Linked DNA regions of Homo sapiens: region 2 is linked to region 1. A link is a loop called in an ENCODE intact Hi-C map of the cell type or tissue named here. Cell type or tissue: Calu3. All regions are shown on one strand.

The links. Hi-C counts contacts between places; a loop is a spot of excess contacts. Peaks named below come from ENCODE experiments on the same cell type or tissue, not always from the same donor. Only the 100,000 strongest peaks of a DNase experiment are listed, where the experiment ranks them.
Region 2: it touches region 1 in a loop (7-fold over the local background); 16 of 110 quality-filtered maps call a loop at or near these places.

Annotation. Positions count from the first base shown.
Region 1 is chr13:47,591,236-47,599,235 of GRCh38, reverse strand. No RefSeq gene overlaps it. Among named protein-coding and RNA genes, the nearest start is that of LINC00562, 340 kb to the left of the region's middle. In Calu3, no CTCF peak of the experiment used is centred here; a DNase peak (open chromatin) is centred at 4,215.
Region 2 is chr13:46,828,270-46,836,269 of GRCh38, reverse strand. HTR2A (5-hydroxytryptamine receptor 2A) reads left to right here. Exons shown (of 4, transcript NM_000621.5): 4 at 631-4,724. The coding sequence ends at 1,433. Among named protein-coding and RNA genes, the nearest start is that of HTR2A-AS1, 20 kb to the left of the region's middle. In Calu3, CTCF peaks have their summits at 4,290 and 4,492 (motif pointing left); a DNase peak (open chromatin) is centred at 4,509.

The DNA of each region.
Region 1 (8,000 bases):
GTAGGTGCTAACACTTCCAAACAGCCAGATCTCACTATTGCAATGACAGCACCAAGGAGGGTAGTGCTAAACCATTAGAAACTGCACCCATGATCTACTCAGCTACCCCTAGGTCCTACCTCTAACATCAGATATTAAATTTGACATGAGATTTGTGCGGGAACACAGATCCAAACCATATCAGTGCGCGAGTGCATGTATGTTTGTGTGTAAGAGTATGTGTATTTAGTAAATTAATGAATAAATAACTTTTGCATTGCCTACTAGTTTATTATACTATGAACTCCTTGAAAGCCAGGAGTGCCTTTTTCAATATTTGGCAGTTCACTGCCTTAATATGTAGAAATACTTATTAAACATATACTTGGTGCTTAAAGATGTACCAAGGGTAGGAGGGAAGTAATCCGAAACTAAGTTTTTCTGTTATCTTTAAGAACACTCAAGTTAAAAAGTACCTACCTTTTGGCATTGTTATCAAAGGATATCTGAAAGACCAGAATCCAACAAATAACTTGCCAAGATTCCAGTGCTTGCAGTACACAGATAAGATAAACAGCAAACATTGTTTTACTCCTTGATTATCTTACATACCATATCAGCACCTAGGGCAATAGATTTTCATTAATTAAATGGCAGAATTAGATTAAAGACACTTAGCAAAGTTTTCTGAAGTTTTCTCAAAGCTTTAATTAATGTTATATATTTTCCCTTTTATACACCAGAGGGCGTTAATCACAAGTTCACCTTTGTGCATATTGGCCATATGATTCCCAGACTCTTTAACCAAAATTTCTAATTGTGGAGAAGAGAAACCTGGGCTAAACAAATGCAATTTATGGACAGAAGGTAAAAATGAGTTTGACAAAAACTGAGGAATAATAGCAGAAAAAAGTAAAATGCTAAAATTAATAAGAATTTGCACTGCATGGAGAAAAGGATCAAACACTATGCTTTCCAGGCAGAGGTCAGGAAACAGGCAATAACACTGGGTAGGTTTGCAGAAACTAAGAATGGTCTTTCCCTGAAGTAAGACATATGGCAGGGATAACTGGAAGTGTCTCACTGATGATGTAATATATGTCCACAAAATGTCATCTGAAAGTAAAACTAAAAGATAATCAAACTAAAAACCACTTACCAGTCTTGAACTTATCTCTTTTCATGAAAGTGGGTTGAAAAAAGAGAAGGTTGTTGTAATTCTATGTTTTTTCAAAGTGGAGTTCCCAGCCTCCTGAGACTAAAACATGTATTCTTAGACCCCTGAGAGTTCTTTATAAAATTTTTCAGATAATATATTTTCATTTGGAATCCAAACTCACGCCATCCCTCCTCTTCAACAAATGAATATTCTAGATTATTTATATGTCTGCATTATTTTTATGGAAATATGGTAGAATATTTCCACTTGATTTCAGTGCCCGAGTTTGCTATGTGTTCGTGAGAAAAATAGGCAGATTGTATATGAATATGAATGTTAATGCCAAGTGACAGCTGAATGATGCCACGGTGTGCTAGAGTAGAAGTTTGAGTAGATAAAAGTGAAGGGATAACTAAGTTGTCAAACAGCAAATGGCAATGTGACTCAATATTTTTAAAATATTAAACAATTGTTTTCGTCTATACAGTTTTTAGCAGACAGGCTAGAAGAGCCCTATCATCCTTCAACTTTCCTGTGCATCTTGATTCCTATACAGACTGTGTAGGGAATGATAAATCTTAACATATATTTGGGGAACCCAAGAGTAGAGGATATCTGGACTTGGCTTCTAGGGTTAGAGAGTCCTCTGGAGGTGGCAAAACCCACATGGATTATGGCTATTGAGTATGTCTGGGAAGATGGAATGATTGACCGTGTGATGCACATTTCTGTGCCTCAGCTAGGCGTAGACATGAGAAGAGAGCACTGGGAAACTGAAGGAGTGCAATGGATAGAAATGAGGGAATTCTTCATGGTAACTAGCATATGTTGACAATGGGTTTCTCCACAAGCACTGGTGTGGGTGGAGGATTTGAAGATCAGACTGTGACCTTCTCTGTTCCACCACCCTTTCTCCTACTATACATCCCTCTCCCAACTCAATACACTTTGGTACCATCTAAGAACAACAGAACTTAAGTGCAGTCATGGAGAGAAGCAAGACAAACCCTCAACTGACTGAGATTAAGTTTCAACTGTCATGGCAGATGACAGCTAAAAAGAGAAATTAAATTGAGAAACTGAAGTAATGAAGAAAATGATTTTCAGGTACACCTGAGATTATGAACACAGGGGCATGCCCCTACAATATTTATTATAGGCATACCAACTCAAATGAACCTGCACAATAACAAATCAATCCCTGTTCTTGTTGTAAGCAGTGATTTAATTTTAGCAAATCAAGATTATGTGTCACATTAAATTAATGTTAATTGGAATTCTATTGGCTTTGCAGTTTTTATATTGGTTTTTTATAGTTATTTAAGAGTTACAAGAGTTATATCAAATTTTATGTTTGTACATGTTGAGTAGCATAAGATCAGTAATTTATGTCAACATGACAGTAGTCCACTAGGATATTTTTTCTTTAAAAGGAGTTTAGGCCGGGTGCAGTGGCTCACACCTGTAATCCCAGCACTTTGGGAGGCCGAGGTGGGCAGATCACTTGAGGTCAGGAGTTTGAGACCAGCTGGGCCAACATATGGTGAAACCCCATCTCTACTAAAAAAAAAAATACAAAAATTAGCTGGACGTGGTGGCATGCACCTGTAGTCCCAGTTGTGTCTGGAATTGGTTCCTTCCAGTGAGTTCTTGGTCTTGCTGACTTCAAGAATGAAGCCGCAGACCCTTGCAGTGAGTGTTACAGCTCTTAAAGATGGTGTGTCTGGAGTTTTTTCCTTCAGATGTTCAGATGTGTCCAGAGTTTCTTCCTTCTGGTGAGTTTGTGGTCTCACTGACTTCAGGAGTGAAGCCACAGACCTTCATGGTGAATGTTACAGCTCTTGAAGGTGGTGTGGACCCAAAGAGTGAGCAGCAGCAAGATTTATTGTGAAGAGCGAAAGAACAAAGCTTCCACAGCGTGGAAGGGGGGACCTGAGCAAGTTGTGCTGCTGGCTTGGGTGGCCAGCTTTTATTCCCTTATTTGGCCCCACCCATGTCCTGCTGATTGGTCCATTTTACAGAGTGCTGATTGGTGCATTTACAAACCTTTAGCTAGACACAGAGTGCTGACTGGTGCATTTTTACAGAGTGCTGATTGGTGAGTTTACAAACCTTTAGCTAGGCACAGCGCTGATTGGTGTGTTTACAATCCTTTAGCTAGACGGAAAAGTTCTCCAAGTCCCCACCCAACCTAGAAGCCCAGCTGTCTTCACCCCTCACCCGCTACTTGGGAAGCTGAGGCAGAAGAATCTCTTGAACCCGGGAGGTGAATGTTACAGTGAACCAAGATTGTGCCACTGCACTCAGCCTGGGCGACAGAGTAAGACTCCATCTCTCAAACAAAACAAAACAAAACATAAAAGGATTCTAGACTTTTTAAAATCTGAGAAGCACTTTTGTAAAGACAAAGTTGTAAACTTCAAGAAATCTGGGAACATGAAATTAAGAAGTATTTACCATTGTTTTTAAATCTTTGATAAAAAGACTGACCACCATTAACTCTGCAAAAACAATTACAGTTAATTACAGAAACCATTTTTGGATAAAAAAGTCATCCATTTATTTTAATCAGCATTTAGTAAGTATACATTGAACACTTACTTGGTATCAAACCTTGCGCTAGGAGCTATACGTATACAAAGATAAATAAAATATGGCTTCTCTATTCCAACTCCAACTATAGGGAAATGTAGATGGCACAGTAGTAGTCCACTAGGATATTTTTTCTTTAAAAGGAGTACAGCTAAGTGAATAACATAATATTGCACTTGGGATTTGAACAATATTGCATGGGAAGAGAGTGATTAGTGTTCCTTTTGTATAAGGGAGTGTGGTATGTTGCAAAAACTGGTTACAAATTTATCCCCTTCCTGTGTCCATGCCCTTGTAATTTCCCATGCAGACATGGAATCTATTTCTGTACCCCTTGAATTTGGGCTGGCCTTGTGACTTGTTTTGGCCAATGGAATGGATCAGAAGTGACAGTGTACCAGTTCTGAGTTTAGGCCTAAAGAGCTATTATGTACTTCCTCTCTTGTTGTGGGAACCCTGCTGCCACCATGTGAGCAAGCCTGGGATAGCTTGCTGGAGGATGAGAGACCATGTGGAGCAGAGGCCAGGTCTCCTGGCTAAGAATCTCCAACACTAGCCTGTCAGTAGCTAAGCACAGACACACAAAAAATCCCAGCTGAGACTGCAGGAAACAGAAGAGCTGCCTAGTTGAGCTCAGCTTAAATTTCTAACCCATCAAATATGAGTTAAATAAATGGTTGCTGTTTTAAACCACTACATTTTGGAGTGATTTTTGCAAAAAATGCTAACTGAGACAGCAAATCAGGGAACACTTTCACCAATGAGGTAACACTTGACTAGATATTGAAGGAAGTGGTTTCCATAGACAGAAAAGAAGGGAGAGGAAAGGATGTTACAGGCAAAGGAGGAAGCATGAACAAAAGCATAGAGGGCAGAACCTCCTGTTCATGGTGTGCTGGAACAGCCAGTGCTATAGTTTGGGGCATGAGGAGTTTAGATTAAAACAAAATACATATGGCTGAGGACAAAACCCTGAGGTTCCCCTGTAGTGAAGGCATGGGATGAGAGTCTTTATAAGAGGTGATTTAAAACACACAAAAAACAATCTGTCGAAAATGTTAGAGAAGCAGAAGAGGGAGGCTTGTGAAAGGATAGCTTTGCAGTGAGAGTCGTCAACAGTGCTGAATTAGGTCAATCAAGGCGAGAACTAGAAAAAGTTTATTGGATTTGGCAGTGCTGAGGAAGATACTAGTGACCTCTGAAGGGTAGTTTTGGTGGAATGGTACAGGCCAAGAGGCAAATTGTCTTATAGAAAACAAAACAAAGACAAAAAGTGGTTAAAACAGCTCTAGTTTATTATCACATCATCAGGCTCAAATAAGGATTTCCAGTGTGTGCCGATTTTCCGGTTTTTAAATGCAGGGTAATCTTACGTTCTGTCCTAGCTAAGTGCAATTCATGATTTCTTCTTTCATGCTGATCATGCAAATCTTTTTTTCTTTATAATGAGGATGTATTGCCTGTGAGCTATGGGAAAAAAAGTTTATTTCTTACCTATTTCTTCATATTCCTATTATGTATCTCTCAGCAATTTCAAATGCCCAGGATCATTACAGTCTCTAGGCTTTATCATCAGTGCCTACATAACACATCTTTGAGCTTGTGTGTTATGATTTCAATGATTGTGTCCTCTCCAAAACTCATGTTGAAACTTAATTCCCAATGCAACAAAAAGAGATGTGGCCTTTGCAAGGTCATTAAGTCATGAGGGCTCTGCCTACATAAATGGAATGAGCACCCTTATAAAAGCGTTCAAGGTTGAAGGAAGTGTTCTCTTGGTCTTCTGCCTTCCATCATGTGAGGATACAGTAATAAGGCACCATCTTGGAAACAGTGTTCACCAGACACTAGACCTGCTGGAACCTTGATTTTGGACTTCACAGCCTCCAGAATTGTAAGATACACATTTCTATTCTTCATAAACTACACAGAGTATTTTGTTATAGCAGGCCAAACAAATTTATACCAAGAAACTGGGTAATGGGTGGATGCTGGAAGATTGTAGCGGTGGAGGCTAGAAAAAGCCTACATTGCCATGGTAATTCTGGTGAGAGCTCAGAAGATGAGGAGAGCTGTAAACAGAGCCTGAATCTTCTTAAGATGATCTGAGTGGTTATGATCAGAATGCTGGTAGAAAGATGGAAAGTAAAGATCATTCTAATGAGATTTTAGATGGAAATGAGGAATATCTTATTGAAAACTGGAAGAAAGGCCATCCTTGTTATGAAGTGGCAAAGAATTTGGCTGCATTATGTCCATGTCCTAATGCTCTGTAGAAGGCAGAACTTAAGAGCAATAAACTAGGATATTTGGCAGAAGAAATCTCTAAGCAAAGTGTTCAGGGTGCCACATGGCTTTTCTCAGCTGCTTATAGTGAAATTTGAAAAGAGAGAAAATAATGAAAGACAGAAGTTATAGTCAAAAGAGAAGCAGAATTTAAAGAGTTGAAAAATTCTTAGCCTGGCCATATAAAGAATGACAAACTGAGTTTGGGAGAGAATACCAAGGGTGTGACAAAGCTACACTTGAAAAGAAGATTAGTATAAATAGGTGGAAGTCAGGTGCTAGTCATTAAGACAATGGAAGAATGACTCCAGAGGCATTTTGGAGTTGTTCTAGGCTGCCACTCCCATTACAGGCCCAGAGTGCAGAATGATTTCAAGAGAGGGACCTCAGAGCTCACTGCTCAGGGCCTTCTCAAGTTTCTGCTCCCTGAATTTCAAAGCAGCATTCCTTAGTGTCACTAGCTGTGCCTCAAATGCGCCTCAGTGGGGCTTGGGTCCCTGCTTCAGAAGATACAGGCCATAAACCTTGATGGTGTTTGTAAGGTGCTAACTCTGCAGGTGTACAGAGTGCATTAGCTGAGGGAGCATGACTACCTGCACCTAGATTTCAAAGGTGCCTCAGAGAACCTTGAGGCCCACGCTTTGGACCTGCTGCAGGAGTGGGGCTACCACAGAGAGCTCCAATTAGGGCAGTGCCCAGCAGAGCCCTAGGGTCAGGGCCACTGCAGAGAGCCCCAACTTAGGGCAATGCCTAGTGGAGCCACTGGAGCAGGGCCATCCCTGAGACCCCAGGCCTGAAAAGCCACCTGTGTGCAATGCCAGCTTGGGAGAGCTGTAGGCCTCTGACTCAAACCTGTTAGAGTTGCAGTGTGGGCTGTGTCCAGAAAAGCCATTGGGCAGGGTACCCTGGACTCTTGGGAATGCAACTCCTGCCCCAGTATGTCTGAAAAGTGGGACATGGAGTCAAAGAAGATTATTCTCAAGCTTTAAGATTTAATGTTATTTTCCCTGTTGGGTTTTGGACCTCCTTGAGACCTGTTACCCCTTTATGCTTGCCTAGTTTTCTCTTGTGGAATGGGAATGCCTATCGTATGTTTGTGCCACGATTATATTTTGGAAGTGCATACTTGCTTGATTTCACAAACAAGCTGATTTTACAGCTGGAGAGATATTTGCCTTAGGTTGCATTGTGCCTTGAGTCTCACCCATATCAGATTTAGATGATATTTAGATGAGACTTTGGACTCAAACTTGAAAGTTGATACTGGAATGAGTTAAGAATATTTCGAGCTATTGGGATGGAATGAATGTATTTTGTATGTGAGAAGAACATGAATTTTAGGAGACCAGGGGCAGAAAGCCATGGTTTGGATGATAGTATTCTCTCCAAAATTCAAATAGAAACTTAATCTCCAATACAACAGTATTAAGAGGTGTGGCCTTTGGGAGGTGATTATGTTGTGAGGGCACCACCCTTGATATAGTTTCAATGTATGTCTCCACCCAAATCTTTTTTTTTTTTTTTATTATACTTCAAGTTCTAGGGTACATGTGCACAATGTGCAGGTTTGTTACATATGTATGCACGTGCCATGTTGGTGTGCTACACCCATTAACTCGTCATTTACATTAGGTATTTCTCCTAATGTTATCCCTGCCCCCTTCCCCCACCCCATGACAGGCCCTGGTGTGTGATGTTCTCCACCCTGTGTTCAAGTGTTCTGATTGTTCAATTCCCACCTATGAGTGAGAACATGTGGTGTTTGGTTTTCTGTCCTTGTGATAGTTTGCTCAGAATGATGTTTTCCAGCTTCATCCATGTCCCTATGAAGGACATGAACTCATCCTTTTTTATGGCTGCATAGTATTCCATAGTGTATATGTGCCACATTTTCTTAATCCAGTCTATCATTGATGGACAATTGGGTTGGTTCCAGGTCTTTGCTATTGTGAATAGTGCCACAATAAACATACGTGTGTCTTTA
Region 2 (8,000 bases), 760 kb after region 1:
AGAGAAAATAAACTATATTTAAAATTTTATAGTTATTTTTATATATAAGCCATGCTTGTGACATATTATTAGATTTTTTAAAAAAGATACAGAACTATTTGTGAAAAAGAACCTCAATTCTGTTTTAAAATGTGTGCACATGGTAAGTGTGTGAATGTATCTAAAATGAACAGCATCAAAAAAAGAAACAAATCTATATTCTAGATTTTCATAGACAAAAATAAATAAATATATAAATAAATAAAATGAACAGCATCAGTTGTTAATTGTGGCTATCTCTAGATGGTGACGTTATTGGACAATTTTTAGTTTATTTGCCTCTCTGTGTGTTTCTTCAATTAATAAGTATAATATTATAATCAGAAAAATGTGGCATAAAAAATAAAGCTAGATTTATTATACTTCTTTATAAGGGTTAGCTATATAGGGCAATATAACATACAAGTAACTACATAATATATACTTACAAAACACATATGTAAGTCCAAAGGAATTTTAAATTCTCAAAGTATGTTAAGCTTTTAAACGATGATATAAAATCTTTTCAATAGCCAATATTATGTGATGATGCTCTTGCCTTCATATACTTAATTCCTTAATAATCATGTTTCATTTTCTGTTCAACTCCAGGTATATCCATGCCAATACCAGTCTTTGGGCTACAGGACGATTCGAAGGTCTTTAAGGAGGGGAGTTGCTTACTCGCCGATGATAACTTTGTCCTGATCGGCTCTTTTGTGTCATTTTTCATTCCCTTAACCATCATGGTGATCACCTACTTTCTAACTATCAAGTCACTCCAGAAAGAAGCTACTTTGTGTGTAAGTGATCTTGGCACACGGGCCAAATTAGCTTCTTTCAGCTTCCTCCCTCAGAGTTCTTTGTCTTCAGAAAAGCTCTTCCAGCGGTCGATCCATAGGGAGCCAGGGTCCTACACAGGCAGGAGGACTATGCAGTCCATCAGCAATGAGCAAAAGGCATGCAAGGTGCTGGGCATCGTCTTCTTCCTGTTTGTGGTGATGTGGTGCCCTTTCTTCATCACAAACATCATGGCCGTCATCTGCAAAGAGTCCTGCAATGAGGATGTCATTGGGGCCCTGCTCAATGTGTTTGTTTGGATCGGTTATCTCTCTTCAGCAGTCAACCCACTAGTCTACACACTGTTCAACAAGACCTATAGGTCAGCCTTTTCACGGTATATTCAGTGTCAGTACAAGGAAAACAAAAAACCATTGCAGTTAATTTTAGTGAACACAATACCGGCTTTGGCCTACAAGTCTAGCCAACTTCAAATGGGACAAAAAAAGAATTCAAAGCAAGATGCCAAGACAACAGATAATGACTGCTCAATGGTTGCTCTAGGAAAGCAGCATTCTGAAGAGGCTTCTAAAGACAATAGCGACGGAGTGAATGAAAAGGTGAGCTGTGTGTGATAGGCTAGTTGCCGTGGCAACTGTGGAAGGCACACTGAGCAAGTTTTCACCTATCTGGAAAAAAAAAAATATGAGATTGGAAAAAATTAGACAAGTCTAGTGGAACCAACGATCATATCTGTATGCCTCATTTTATTCTGTCAATGAAAAGCGGGGTTCAATGCTACAAAATGTGTGCTTGGAAAATGTTCTGACAGCATTTCAGCTGTGAGCTTTCTGATACTTATTTATAACATTGTAAATGATATGTCTTTAAAATGATTCACTTTTATTGTATAATTATGAAGCCCTAAGTAAATCTAAATTAACTTCTATTTTCAAGTGGAAACCTTGCTGCTATGCTGTTCATTGATGACATGGGATTGAGTTGGTTACCTATTGCTGTAAATAAAAATAGCTATAAATAGTGAAAATTTTATTGAATATAATGGCCTCTTAAAAATTATCTTTAAAACTTACTATGGTATATATTTTGAAAGGAGAAAAAAAAAGCCACTAAGGTCAGTGTTATAAAATCTGTATTGCTAAGATAATTAAATGAAATACTTGACAACATTTTTCATTCCTGCTTTTTCATAGATACCATTTTGAAATATTCACAAGGTTGCTGGCATTTGCTGCATTTCAAGTTAATTCTCAGAAGTGAAAAAGACTTCAAATGTTATTCAATAACTATTGCTGCTTTCTCTTCTACTTCTTGTGCTTTACTCTGAATTTCCAGTGTGGTCTTGTTTAATATTTGTTCCTCTAGGTAAACTAGCAAAAGGATGATTTAACATTACCAAATGCCTTTCTAGCAATTGCTTCTCTAAAACAGCACTATCGAGGTATTTGGTAACTTGCTGTGAAATGACTGCATCATGCATGCACTCTTTTGAGCAGTAAATGTATATTGATGTAACTGTGTCAGGATTGAGGATGAACTCAGGTTTCCGGCTACTGACAGTGGTAGAGTCCTAGGACATCTCTGTAAAAAGCAGGTGACTTTCCTATGACACTCATCAGGTAAACTGATGCTTTCAGATCCATCGGTTTATACTATTTATTAAAACCATTCTGCTTGGTTCCACAATCATCTATTGAGTGTACATTTATGTGTGAAGCAAATTTCTAGATATGAGAAATATAAAAATAATTAAAACAAAATCCTTGCCTTCAAACGAAATGGCTCGGCCAGGCACGGAGGCTCGTGCATGTAATCCTAGCACTTTGGGAGGCTGAGATGGGAGGATCACTTGAGGCCAAGAGTTTGAGACCAACCTGGGTAACAAAGTGAGACCTCCCTGTCTCTACAAAAAAAATCAAAAAATTATCTGATCCTTGTGGCACACAACTGTGGTCCCAGCTACAGGGGAGGCTGAGACGCAAGGATCACTTGAGCCCAGAAGCTCAAGGCTGCAGTGAGCCAAGTTCACACCACTGCCATTTCCTCCTGGGCAACAGAGTGAGACCCTATCACAAAAAAAAAGAAAGAAAAAAAGAAAATGACTAAACTGAAATGGTCTTAGTCAAAAAATATATACAGACTTATTTTTAGAATCATTTCAACTTATTTCCTTCTTACCTGGTTCAGAAACAAGTTTGTTTCAACTGTGAGAGTAGTTTTAAAAATAAGTTTTCCTGATTGGTTACCAATAAACACCAAACAAATAAAGGAGGGGGAAAATATCACTTGAGGCTTAACATTGCAATTAATTTAGAAATACGCACCTCAATCTCAAGCCAGTTTATAACTACCATAGTTTTGAGCAAAATTTTTCTTCTATTTCTCCAAAAACTCACTCATTTCAGTATTACTCATTGACACTGGGCTCCCTAATAGAAAAGCAGATATTATAATATTTCATTGAAATGGTTACTAAAGAGAAAAAGAGATTAACAACAGTTAATCCACCTTGATATTATAACACTCAAGGTTAAATTGCATGTTGTTATTAGAATCAATGTTATATATATGATTACAATGCTGAAGCATTTCTATTGAATGAGAAATAGTGTTTGCCCTAAACCTTTGGGAAAAAAATACAGATTTGAAAACTAAAGAATGTGGGAAGTGTCATTGTGTAATTTGGAAATGCATAAAATTCTCATTATGTCCTCATAGATATGTTGAAAGATGGTTCACTGTTTCAAAGATAGAATGTATAATATGCTGCTAGTACCAAGGCTGCATTTGAACTGAACTACTCCTTATGATATACCATACTAACTGATGAAAATATAAATGTTAAAATGTCTCCACTCTAATGTATTTTGCCTTCACTTGTAACTCTGCACATTTCATTATATATTAGGGAAAAGATTACAGATTCTACCCCCATATACTCAATCTTGATCAGAATGTACATTAATGTTGCCTGATAGATGTCTTTTGACTACCTATATATTACAAATGTGTATGTGTTTTTTTCTTCCATAAGTATCTATTCAAGTGTATACTGTATAGGCAAATGTGTAGCTGTATATATGTACAGACATGTTCTCATGCACTTTATTCAATATTTATATATTTATATGGACGAAAAGCAAGTCAATGAAAACACTCAGTATATACACATGTGTGCATGTTTGTATCATGTTTATTTAAATGTGAATTCATGTTCTAATATTTCTATGACCTTCCATTGCTGCAAAGCAGATTAAAGTGTAACAAAAATATCAGCTCTTTAAATAAACTGGAAATTAATCTAATTTTGTGGAAGAACTTTAAGACAAGTCTATGAGGATGGCGAAAACAATGGTCCACATATATAGTTTCTTGATCCTAAATAAAATGGTACCTTTGGGCCCTTTGTTTAGTCTGGCAATTTTCTGACTACTATGGCTTTTTAAACAGACTCACACCTAAGTGAAACACAGTTGTCAAATGATTTATGGATCTGTGATTAAAGGATTCACTTTTAATGAATACTATTAAAACGGAGTAACAAACCTTGCTCTACTTTAAGTTGAATGATAGATTCCTCTATATTCAAAAAAAAGCAATTAACTGCCATAATTAGGGAAAACTGTTTAAAGCATACTGCATTTACTTGGCCACAGCGCCATCTCATGGTAATTTTTTAAAGTGCTACCGTAGCCAAATTGAACTAAGTCACTGTACTGCTTTCAGCAAAGGGTGCTCCTCCCATTTGTGCATCAATGAGACATATTTATAAAGTGCTAAATTATTCTGTGCCATATGTAACAAATACAGTGAAGATTATTTTATGAACTTATTTTAATCAAGGCGATGCTAAAAGTTTTCAAGAAAGGATAAATAACTGTAAATAAAGTAGACTCAAAAATGAATGAATTTTGTGTGAGTCCATAGCTGTGTCTACTAAACGGAATTACCCCAAATCTTCCAGGTCATCAGACTCAGAACTCCAGGTATCATCCTGATATTCGAGAGCAAAAAAGCCTGTGCTTCTGGAAGTCAGCCATGTCACAGAGCTAGGATCCATCCAGTTGGATTAGCTTTATCGCCATGATCCAGTTTCTAGTTATCTGCAGTAGAAATATGCTCCATGTTTGATCACTATGTCTGGTTCCACGAAGCCTAAGAACATAGAGAACAACTTCAGTGCCCTAAGAGATGTGCACAGGTGCGTGTGGTGTACACCAGGACATGCACACAGGTGTGCACACGCACAGATGCATTAACATATGCACACACACTCTCTCTCTTTCACAGGAGATCATTTCAGGAATTAAAGTAAACCAAGGAGGCATGGTGTCATTTAACAGTTACCCTCATTCATCATTTCATCTTTAACTGCAGGGAAAGTATATTGAGTGCCTACTGTGTGCCAAGCATTAAGCTGGTTGCTTTCCTTGCTTCACCAAATGGAATTTTCACAACAATCTGACAAGGTAGAATTATTTTTCTTTTTTACAGATGAAGAAACAGAGATTCAGAGTAGTTAGTAACATATTTAAAGTCACACTGCTGGCAAGAAAATTGGCAAGTTTAAGCCTGGGTCATCTGACTCCAAAGCATAAAATATTTTCCCAACCTCATGCAGTGCAGGGGAAAGATCACCTGTCAAAACCACAATAGGAGAGTTCCCATGTTGGCTTCTCCATTCACTGCTTATGTGAGTTGGAACCAGTCTCTTAACAACTCTGGGCCTTGATTTCACTGTCTGTAAAATGGAGCTGCTGGTACCCATCCTGGCTAACTGACAGAGTAATTTAGATAAGATCATGCCTATGGCTGTGCTTGATAACTTGTAAAACACCATGTAAATGTAATCAGTGTGTTAGTAAAAAGGAACAACTCCAAAGCCTCTGTAAATTATTAGCCATCAGAGCAAATTCTAGCCAAAACTGTGGGATAGGCAATATTATAATTCAGCAGCTTCTGCTACTCTCTTGGTGTTTCTCTTTTTCAAAAAATTTACTTCTGCTTTGTCCCCACCTTAATGCAGATCTCCCTTCTTTGGTGCTCTCTCTTATGACTTACATAAAAACTTTCCATCCCATATGCCATTCCCTTGGGTGTCAACTCTCTGGAAGACTACTACTAAGTAACTGAAGCTGATATGCCATTGTGTATCATTGACATCTCTTCAGCAGCCCACCATGATGAAAACCCAAAAGGCAGAAATCAAAGGAAAAATGTTAGGCATCAAGGAGACAAGTGAGAAGAAAATTTGGGGACAAGAAATGTTTTCTTGGTATCCCTGAAATGACCAACAACAACAACAAAAAAACAAGTATCTTCAAACACTTCATAACTTATATAAAGTTTTATAACTTAATATTGAATTTAATCCACAATAATAATGATGATTTTGAAAGAAACATTCAAGACTTTGAAGATTTCATTCTAAACTAAGAACATTAATGATGCATTTGTCCCAGCAAATATGCAATGAGACAAGACTTCTTTGTGAATTTCTGATTATTTTGGCATGCGGCTTGCTAAAACAAAATTTTTAAAAATTTTTTCCTTAATGGTTTACACACCAGTCTTAACTCTTTCTTTTTTTTTTTTTTTCTTTTGAGGTGGAGTCCTGCTGTATCACCCAGGCTGGAGTGCAATGGTGTGATCTCAGCTCACTGTGACCTCCGCCTCCCAGGGTTCAAGCAATTCTCCTGCCTCAGCCTCCTTAGTAGCAGGGATTACAGGTGCGCACCACCACGCCTGGCTAATTTTTTGTATTTTTAGTAGAGGTGGGGTTTCACCATGTTGGTCAGGCTGGTCTTGAACTCCTGACCTTGTGATCCCCTCGCCTCGGCCTCCCAAAGTGCTGGGATTACAGGCGTGAGCCACCATGCCCGGCCCAACTCTGACCTTCTTTTTTGATATTAACACCAGTATGTCCATCTGAGCCAGCGTTTTATGGGAAGTCTTCATACCCAATTGGAACCTTTTTTCATGTGGCCCAGTCACAGCAGAAGACAGACAGGAAACCGAGGTCCAGCCTGCTGCTGTTGTCTGACCTTGGACGAATCTGAGTTTTTCCTCCTTGAAGCATATAATAAGGGACTTAGGGTCAATTATCTCAGCAAGGAGTCTCTTCTATGTCTATGCTTATCTGAACACTAGAGAGTCCAGACAAGGCCTTGTTGAACCAAGGCACTGCTTCAGGTGCCAAGGATAATCTGGAATGCAGAACCCTCATGTTTTCTTAAATTCTCTAGATGGATTTCAAATAAATGACAACTTTATCTTTTATATGGGATGAGATAAATCAAATTGCTAAGTATCTAAGAAGTTTCTAAGATATGAGCCCAGGAGGCAAATATCAACATAAATGTTTGTACATTGGCATTTTCCTCACAGTTGGGCTCTCTTCTGCAGTTTCATAGCTACTACAATATTTTGGATTGGCCTTTTTAATAACCCTCAGGCTTCCTGAAGAACAAGTGCTCCTACTATTTGAGTTCAATTTCCCTGAAGGGTTAAAATTAAAAAGCCCAGATAGATTTAGAATTCATGGCGCAGAGAAGATCTCTTTTTTAAAAGCTAGATTTACATTGACAGTATGCCAAGGTCACTTAAGTTTTCATTTATAATTGAGATTATGAGACCTTAAAAAAGTATTTATTCTGTCTTCTAGAAAAACAGCACAATTTGTACTTCCTGTCCTACACTTATTTCAGATATTGAAAAGTAATATGCCATTATTCAGATAATCTTGTCTTAGTTAGGGTGACCCTAAGAGCAGAGTTAAGACTCAGGTGCAGGTTATTTATGCAGGAGATGCTCTGAGGGAGCCAACAGCATTAGAGAGGGAAGAAGTAAAAGTTTATTTAACTGTGTGTTCAGTGTGTGACATAAGCAAAAACTATACTCAAATTGGGTTGAGCAACTAGTGCTGCAAACTCATTTATTCTCTTAATAGGTTTGCTAGTGAGGGTCTGCTATGTGTATGTTTTATGTAAGACCACTAAGTGTGGGAAGTCTAGGGATGGAATTACTCTTTTAAAAAACTTGAATAAGATACTGGGTGGGGAGATTATTCTACCTCTTTACAAAATGTTTGTTTATTTCATTGAGCCTACCAACTTTGTCACAAATTAGCCTAAGTAATATAGGATAACTTAACACGCCTACCCAGAGATGCCATGCTGCAT